Linked DNA regions of Homo sapiens: region 2 is linked to region 1. The links are chromatin loops, found by intact Hi-C in ENCODE. Cell type or tissue: PC-9. All regions are shown on one strand. Links, peaks and the distances in the headings refer to the core of each region. The heading gives the core; the rest is flanking DNA.

What was found. A loop is a pair of places that touch in the nucleus more often than their neighbours do. Peaks named below come from ENCODE experiments on the same cell type or tissue, not always from the same donor. Only the 100,000 strongest peaks of a DNase experiment are listed, where the experiment ranks them.
Region 2: a loop joins it to region 1, with 3.0 times the contacts of the local background. A loop is called at or near these places in 1 of 110 quality-filtered maps.

The regions. Positions count from the first base shown.
Region 1 is chr7:135,876,198-135,880,591 of GRCh38, forward strand. No RefSeq gene overlaps it. Among named protein-coding and RNA genes, the nearest start is that of MTPN, 99 kb to the right of the region's middle. RefSeq lists a silencer at 1,788-1,837. In PC-9, for the core only: no CTCF peak of the experiment used is centred there; DNase peaks (open chromatin) are centred at 1,834 and 3,234; H3K4me3 peaks cover 610 bases; H3K27ac peaks cover 2,036 bases.
Region 2 is chr7:135,825,818-135,830,211 of GRCh38, forward strand. No RefSeq gene overlaps it. Among named protein-coding and RNA genes, the nearest start is that of FAM180A, 79 kb to the left of the region's middle. In PC-9, for the core only: no CTCF peak of the experiment used is centred there; a DNase peak (open chromatin) is centred at 1,784.

The DNA of each region.
Region 1 (4,394 bases), core at 308-4,307:
CCTGATCATGAGGCTCTAGTTTCATCTCAGGCAGCAGATTGGTACCTTTGTTTCTTGGCCTTTTTTCATGAGCCTGGAACCCAAGTCCTCTTCTTGCCCCTGATTCCAACAGTGAAGCACAGGTCATTTTTTTTCTGTTATAGGCTGAATGTTTGTGTCCCTCCAAAATTCATATGTTGAAGCCCTAACCCCTAGTATGGCTATATTTGTAGTTAAGATTAATTGAGGTCATAATGGTGGGGCCCTTATAAAAAGAGACAGCAGAGAGCTTGTGTTCTCTCTTTCAACCCCGGCATGAGTGCATAGGAAAGGCCATGTGATGACATGGTACAGAAGGCGGCTGTGTGCAAGCCAGAGGAAGAGCCCTTACCAGACACTGACCCCTGCCAGACTTGATCTGGGACTTTCAGTCTTCATAGCTGTGAAGAGATACATGTTTAAGCTACCTATATGGTATTTTGTTACAGCAGCCCAAGGAGACTGAGACACCTTCCTTTGAGAGACGGAGCCATTTGCCACCCCTCCTGCTTTTGGGCTTCGTAGCCTGTATCTTCTGTCCTCAGCCCTGATCACTTTGCATTGCAACAGCTCCATAGAGACATTTATCTTATTTTTGAATCTATGATTTCTAGTTTTTTTCTTCTTGCATAGTTTGTCTATTGTCAGGTGAGCTAGGGGGTATATCATAGTGTGAGCATACTGTTTGAGATCCTAGTGTTTTTCAGTAAGGAAGAATCACAAGGAGACAGATGTACCATTAAATTTGCCCTAGAAATCGGTAAGTGTCAAAGGCCTGACTAAATTGCTTTTTTTTTTTTCCTTGTAGGGATAAGTATTTAGAATCAACTGGTTACTGCTTCATAGTTACTAATTCGCCTGAGGCTTCTCTACTGACCTGTGCTTTCCAGACTGTCCTTGGGGAGGGCTGTCAGCCATGTTTTCACTGGGGGATGAAACACCCCCTAGTCTACTGATACCAGCGTCTCTCCAAACTTAGCTCACTCTGGCTCTTTGTGTTTTTCCACCCATGTGACCTACACCTCCAGGCTTCACCTGGCCAAGCAAACATGGCTAAGTTGCATCTTTTCTGTGCACAGAAATGAGATGTAAGTTGGGCAACAAACCCACAGTGATATATTTGTTTGCAAACGTGTTAAAAGATGCTCCTAGACATGATATGGAACTCTTGGTTTTCTCTTGCTGCTCACTCCATGGTGACTGTTTAGCTTGGAGAGGCAAACTTATTTGCAGGCTCTATAACATTGTTGATATGGAGACTTTTCCTAACATTGCCTCTTTATATTTCTCATTGCTATAGGATTATATAGTTGCATCTGTGGGTTTCAGCGTGTGGCGTTAAAGTTTAACAAACCAAGAAGCAAATGGAACAAATGACTGCAGATGCATTTCTCGTGGCTTTAAGGGGGCTGTGTAGTAAGATTGAAATATGATGGGCTTTGAGGTGGTTCAAATCTCATTCATGTACCCATTAACTGTGTGACCTTGGACAAGGTCTGTGGGCTTAACTTTTGTGAGCACACCTATACAAAGAATACTACAATGCATATTCACAAGGTTAGTGTGAGAGTTAAATACATGGAAAGCACCCAGCCTGTGCCTGGAGGTGCTCAGAATATATTCGTTTCCTTCCCTCCTTTCTCTGATTATTCAGCTAGTTGCCAGACTCTAGCAAAGTCGCCCCACCTCACTGCACCTTGTCTTTCTAGTGTTCCGTGAAAAACATGCAAAGTCAGTGGTTTGGCGACTCAGATGTTCTTCTAACTCTGTAATGCTGGGAGTCTGTGATGCAACAGCTGCTGTTCAGGCTACTTAGGCAGTTTTTCTGGTTTGTCCATCCTCCCCGCCATGCCCATCCCTGCCATGATTAATTGCTTGGCTAAGGAGTCATGCAGCTGTTTATGACTAGGTTGATTAGGGGAAAAGTAAAGATCATTTTTAAAAGCCTTAAAGGGACAATAGAGTGGCTTAGAACCTGCCAGAATAGGGGGTGAAATTTGAAGTTGCTGAACACACCAATGGGAACAATCCCTTTTCCATCTGAGAAGGCTGACTGCGTGACTGCGTTTCTGCTCTTAGAAAATTCACTGCAAGGAAAAGGGTAAAGAGTGGATTTGCTGGCTCAGGCAATTTTAAACCCTGGAAAAGCTATAGAAAAGCTTTCCTTTGACACCATCCCACCTCCTATTTTTGTGTCGTTTCTTTCCTTCCCTTCATTCTGTCCTGTGTGGTATCCCATAGACCTGACTTCCCCATTTCTCACAAAATCTACCTCTTCTTCCCGCAGATCAAGTGCTGTCTTGGTACCTGACTGTCAGAAGGCTGACAGGGGAAAATAGGTTTGAGAAATCAATTCAGAAGCAGGCTTCTCTCTATAAGGTTATGTGCAAACTCTTCTAGGGGCCTTTGCACGCTAAAGGAATTGCTTCTTAATGTAATCATACATTTAATTGGGTTAGGTTATTCTATGCAAATTGTAAAAAGAATTAATGGTACAATGTGACTGCCTTAAGAAGCTGTATAATTTCAGGCTTCATTAATATGAACACATACCAAGGAGGAGGTGTAAATCCCAATCTGACTCCATGGGGATCAGGCTTCCTGGGGTCTTTACATGTAGTTCTGGGCTTCTCTCTTTAAGAGGCACCTAGACATAATGGGATACATTTGGTTCAGGGAAGAGTGAAGAGCAGAGGGAGGTCTACCTTCCACTCTCAAGTGGAATGCCTTTTAGGAAAGGGGAAGACCTCTTCAATAGCATGGTGCCAAGAGGAAGAAATAGGAACAATGGGTGAAAAGTACAGGGACTTTTTTTGCCCAGTATGAAGATGGCAATGTTTGAGTCAGAGCTGCCCAAAGATGCCATGGGCTGTCAGGGGGCAGCTCTCAAGGAGATTCCAGCCCATATGAGTGACCAGACCTGTTCTCCTTTCCATCTCTTCCAGCCCAGATCACCAAGGCTCTCCAAGAGTGAAACCCCAGGGATCATTCTGTGGCTGGAGATGATTCTTGGAGTGGGGAAAATTTCCTCCCAGGGATTTGCATCATATTCCCCAGGCAGGTACAAAGCTGAGCCCTGGACAGAGCTGGTATTATTCAGATGAGAAGAAATAAGTGATTTCCAGGGGCCAAGGCTTTATTTCTCACATTGACATAACATTCCAGCTGTGGGAAATAGACATTTCACTGATTTACTGTGGTGGTAGCTCTCTGCAGCTCCTGAATGCTTATGGGTATGAATCATTTTTTATTTTGTCTCTATGGACTGAATCCCTAGCAAGATAAGGAGGCATTTTGCCAAATCCAGATATGCTGTTTAGGTGATGGAATACATTTAAATTTTTTGAGGATTAAATTAATTTTTCTGACCTAGATAATCCCTCTCTTCCAAAGAAAACTATTCTGGAAGATTTATAGAAGGTATTCAAGGATATTTGGATCTTAGGCAAGTTTGACTTAATCTTACCTGTTCTAGTAGAGCTTTAGGAATTACATTTTCTATAAACTAACAAGAAATGAGAGAAAGTAGTACTTGATATACACTTTTGACTCTCTCACATCCCAGAAACTTAAAGACCAGCAGTTTTATGAGCTGTATTTTATAAGCTCTGTATATCCAATTGTGTTCCTTTCTTCTTTCTTTATATTTTAAAATTAGAATTCTTTCCTTTCAGAATCAAAATTGGTGTTCAATAAATCATTATTTACAACAATGCTATACAAAGCTTTCTAAATTGCTAATGACTCAAATAAATGATAGTACAGCAAGTATATAAAATCAAATATGTAGATAAATCACAACTTTAAAATTCCCACTTTTCTGCTGTCCCTGAGGACTGTAAATAATACTGCCATAACAAAATACCATAGGTTGCATGACTTAAACAACAGGGATTTATTTCTCAGAGTTTTGTGGGCTGGAAGTCTGAGATCAGGGTGTCAGCATGGTTGGGTTCAGGTGGAGGCCTTCTTCCTGGGTTGTAGGTGGCAATGATCTCATTGTGTCTTCACATGATGACTTCTCCTCTTTGTGTGCATACAGAGGTACAGAGAGAGAGAGAGAAGAGAGAGGGCTTTGGGCGAAGGAGTGAACACACAGTGTCTCCTCTTAGAAGGGTGCTAATCTCATCAGACCAAGGCCCTGCCCTCGTGGCATCATCTAACCCTAATTACTTTCCAAAGGCCCCATCTCCAATACCATCACTCTAGGGGTTAGGCCTACAACATAGGAATTTTGGGAGGACACAAATATTCAGTCCATAGTACTTGGCATTCAGTAGTGCTTTTAAATGGAAGTACATTTAGTAATCAAACTGATTAAACGTATTTTTAAAAGGACCTATGTATAAGACATCTTATTCAGCAGTGTTTTGTAT
Region 2 (4,394 bases), core at 269-4,268, 50 kb before region 1:
CGCTCCTTCTCTGGTTGCTCCCCAGGCTCTGCCTGGTTTTGTTCAAGGTGGGCGGGATGCCTCTATGGAGGAAGCCAACAAGTGTTTCCTTTTAGTCTCTTTCCAAAGGGTCAGTGTGGCCATTTTAGGATCTCCTGCGATGTGTGCATGTGTGTGTGTTGGGGGAGGGGGAGAGGGTTATTAAACTTAAGGCCCTAGATATTTTGATTTGCAACTGACTTCCTCTCTCCCTCCCATACCACTGAGAATCCCTTTGTGTCATGAGAGCTGTTACTCCCAGGACATGTTGTGCTTGTGAATGACTTTGAGGCAGAGGCAAGGTAAAGAAACACTGCCTGCATTCATTCATTCACTCACTCCAAATCACTTACTGAGCCCCTGCTATGTACCAGGCACCCTCTTAAGCACTGGGGATACTGACATGAGTAGTAGGCTGAAAGAAAGCACTTGTTCACATCCCTGGATAACTTGCCATCCAGGTGAGCACGTAAGAGCCTGATTGGAGAGAAAAAGGGGCTGACAACACTCTGTTAACTTTGGAGGCCATCACTGTCTGTCTGGGACTCTGCCCCATATAAGATGGTTGGAAGTCAGGGATATTCAAGGCATCTGCACTAGAGTTGTTTTCACTCAGTTGACCACAGCTGGGGGTGCAGAAACCTGGGTTATGCGTTTAATCTTCAGAGTGACCGGGTGACTGACCAAAGAGAAAAAAATAACCCGTAGGTAGACATCTTACAAAGTATGTCCTCTTGACACAGGAACGTGGCAGACACTGGCAGGCAGCAGGATCTGGTTATTAACGGGATCCTGAGCAGTCATGAAGAGCTACAGAGACCCCCAGTGAGGCTTAGTGTCCGGAGTCATGGTGCAAGCTGTTTGTCCCTAGGAAAATCACCTAGGGAGATGAGGCTCAAAGCAGCCCAACACACAACACACGTCTAGAAAACAAAGAACTCAAGTGGGAGTTACAGATGTGAGTTGAAGGTCTAGAGTGAGTTGTATCCAGGGAAGCTCCCTGACTCCAATGATAATGGTATTGAAGGTCTCCTCAAGGTCAAGGGTTTACCCCTAGCTTTATGGTTCAAAGCCTGATCCAGCCAGGATCATGACAGCAGATCCAATGCTTGAGAAAATTTGCTCTAAACAAATGTATATGCTTGTGGATCAAATCAGATATTGAAAAATGCAACTATCATGCAGATAAAATACATTGTAATGGCTCTCACCTATCTCTTCCTATAGAACAATCTTCATGCCAATTGTCAATAGAAGATTGTTTGGTGAGGAGCTTGGAATCGGAACGAGGTGCACTAATTAGATGGTTTAACAGCCTCAAGTTGTAAGAGACTGAAGAATCATGGCCAAATATGGGATATAGGGCCCACGAGCTCTGATGAACTTGAAATGTGCCAACTTCTTTTCTGATGGCATGATCTAGCTTCATCTGTTCATACGTTCAGTTCAGTCTTATAGATTTGGGAGTCATTCTGTCTTTTTCTGGAGACTTTGGCTCGCTACTGTGGTCTTTCTTGCATCAATCTTATGGTTTAACAGGACAACCTTACCTCCCCTGGAACTTTTTTGTGTCCTTGTATACTGCCAAACAAGAAAAAAATTATGTGCCATCCTCAAGCACACAGACCAGCCCACTGATCACTGATTTTAAATTGGTTGACTCAGGTTAGAAATTCTTCTTCCTCTTACAGATGATAGAACTTTGTCAGTAAAGTGAAGGAGGCTGACTTACCCCGAGGCATTTGATTTGTGAGTTTCATATTACCATGTCACCAGAGAGTTCTTTCGAGGTGCTGAGTGAAATGAGATTATCTCTCTTTGTTGTTTTTAAGCCACAAAAATGCTGGGAAGTTGTCTCAAGGTTGGACTGATAGGCATTTCTGGGCTAAGGTAGCTCATATCATCTAAACTTTATCAATCTCACCCTTTATCTGATCAAGAAAATATTTGTCTCTTCTCTGGCTTTTTTGTAGCTGATGCCTTTCCAATCACATCAATTTCATGTCAATTCTTACATTTCCCCCCAATAGTCTCCATATACATTTATTAACCGTGGCCTTTTTATGTTTCTATTATGAAGTCTCCTTAGGCCAACTCATTCCTATTTTAGCCCTTTTCCTGGGGGTGATATTCAACATACTTAACTTGTGCTGTGTACTATGGAGGCTGTAGCTCCCGTGGGTGGCCATGAAGGGCAACCTTGGGAAAGTGCAGGCTGTTGGTCAGGCAGCCACCCCCTCAGGGGACCAGGGGGACACTGAGTGTCTGCCAGGGTCTGGGGCAGAGGTGCAGGAGCCATGGTGGGATGGGGGGCGTCTGGTGGGCTGGTGACCTGGCAGGTGCCACGGTGGTTTCCAACTGTGCCCACCAGGGTTCTGGGAGCCAGGGCAGCCGGATGATGGTGTGGGAGGCACGAGGGAGCTCGTGGCGTTAGATATTTACCGACTGATTCCATCTGCCCTTTCCCTCCCTCCTCGTAGCTTTCAGTTTCCCAGTGTTTTCTAACAGATTCTCAAACTGAATCTCAAATGCACACACGAGGGAACTATCCTCCTTCTTGTTCCCCTGTCCTTGGAGTTTTCCTACTTTTCAAAAATACAAGGAAAAGAAACAGAAAAGATGCCTTTGATTGACATCAGAAGAAAACATTAGTAAATCAATTAACTATAATCTATTATTTAATTAGATCCCAAATCCTCACAACCATTGTTTTAATGATTTTTACTGGACCAGACCATATGGAACTCACATGTGATCCAAGTCCCTAAGGCCTGACAGTCCGCTCCCTTCCCTTCCTGGCCTCCAACCCCTGTTGCTACTTCTCCCACCTGCCCCCTCTCCCCGCACCCTGCCCTGACCTGCCGCCATAAGCCTGTTAGGAGTCTCTATGGAAGAGCAATATCTTTGCTGGGAGCAGCTGCAGGAATCATTCCAGCTGGGTGCACCCTGTGCTTAGGGCCCCATTTACTTCCAACCTAATTGGATGTGATTGATACCTAACTCATCATCCCCTCACCCTGTGCCCTACATCTCAGAGGGGACCGGTGATGATGGTGTGAGGCAAAGGCTGGCTTCTTTGTTAGCGCCTTTAGCAGGCACAGACACAGAACACCACTTGGGACGCGGTCATCGTGTGTCTCCTCATTTCCGTCTTTGCCAGGCATCAGGACAGAATACCAGAAGACTGGGCTGGTCCACGCTGCCGTTACAACACCAAGTAAATAACTCCAAACTCATGCGGTTTTTGTTATGGCCGATGCCAACTAGTTTCAATAGAAGAAAACCCTCCAGGCTGCGGCGGCAGATTTCCTTCTAATGTCGGCTAGACATTTCATAAGACGTCTCTGGTCCCAAAGGAGCTTAGAAGAGAGAGGGGCTGGCTGGTGGAGGGCATTCTGATTCCTAGAAAAACATCCTGGAAACATGTTCCTTTGATGGGGATCATTTTTCAAAGTCTGGAAGACACTTCAGAGCAGAGAGAGGATGTGGCTGCTAGTCAGTAGAAGAATAAAACACTTTGCCTTTGTTTATTCTCATCTCTTGCTTTTCCTATTTTTTTTTTCCTAGTCCAGGGATCACAGACTGGATGCCAGGAGGCCGAACCTGGTCTTCAGCTGTCTTTTGTTTGGCTAGCACATTTTCTAAACTTGCGTTTGAAGGCCTTCAGCTGGGTGTGTCTCTAGTTCACCAGAGCTCACACATGTGTTAACTTTCTGGTCCTGGGAGTCATTTGAGTTTATCCACCCTGTCACCTTTATGCCAGGTATAGAACAATGGCTAAATCTGTTCATTCATGACTGATTCTCATCCTTTCAGGACACATTTCAAGGTCATAGAAAATGTCTCTTCATCTGGAGGGAGAGCCCATTGTCAGAGATCAGCAGCTAACAAGGCCAGCAGGCCATGTCCGTGGCATTGGAGGCTTCCGTGGTGTGACCCCGCTCCAGGGCATTGTTCCCAAGGAGCACAGCACACCCAGAGCCCCTGGAGTGCAGCACGGGCTGTGGTCTGTAAGGATGCTTTTGGCTCTAGCCTGTTGGGTCTGGCCATTAATTATACTGACCTGGTGGTATGCAAAGCTTATGCCCACCTTGTCAGGGGTTGGGTGGATAATAAAATCAAGACTACGGCTGGGTGCAGGGGCTCATGCCTGTAATCCCAGCACCTTGGGAGGCCAAGGTGGGTAGATCACCTGAGTTCAGGAGTTTGAGACCAGCTTGGCCAACATGGTGAAACCCCGTCTCTACTAAAAATACAAAAATTAACTGGGCTTGGTGGCAGGCACCTGTAATCCCAGCTACTTGTAGGAGTCTGAGGCAGGAGAATTGCTTGAACCCAGGAGGTGGAGGTTGCAGTGAGCTGAGATCATGCCACTG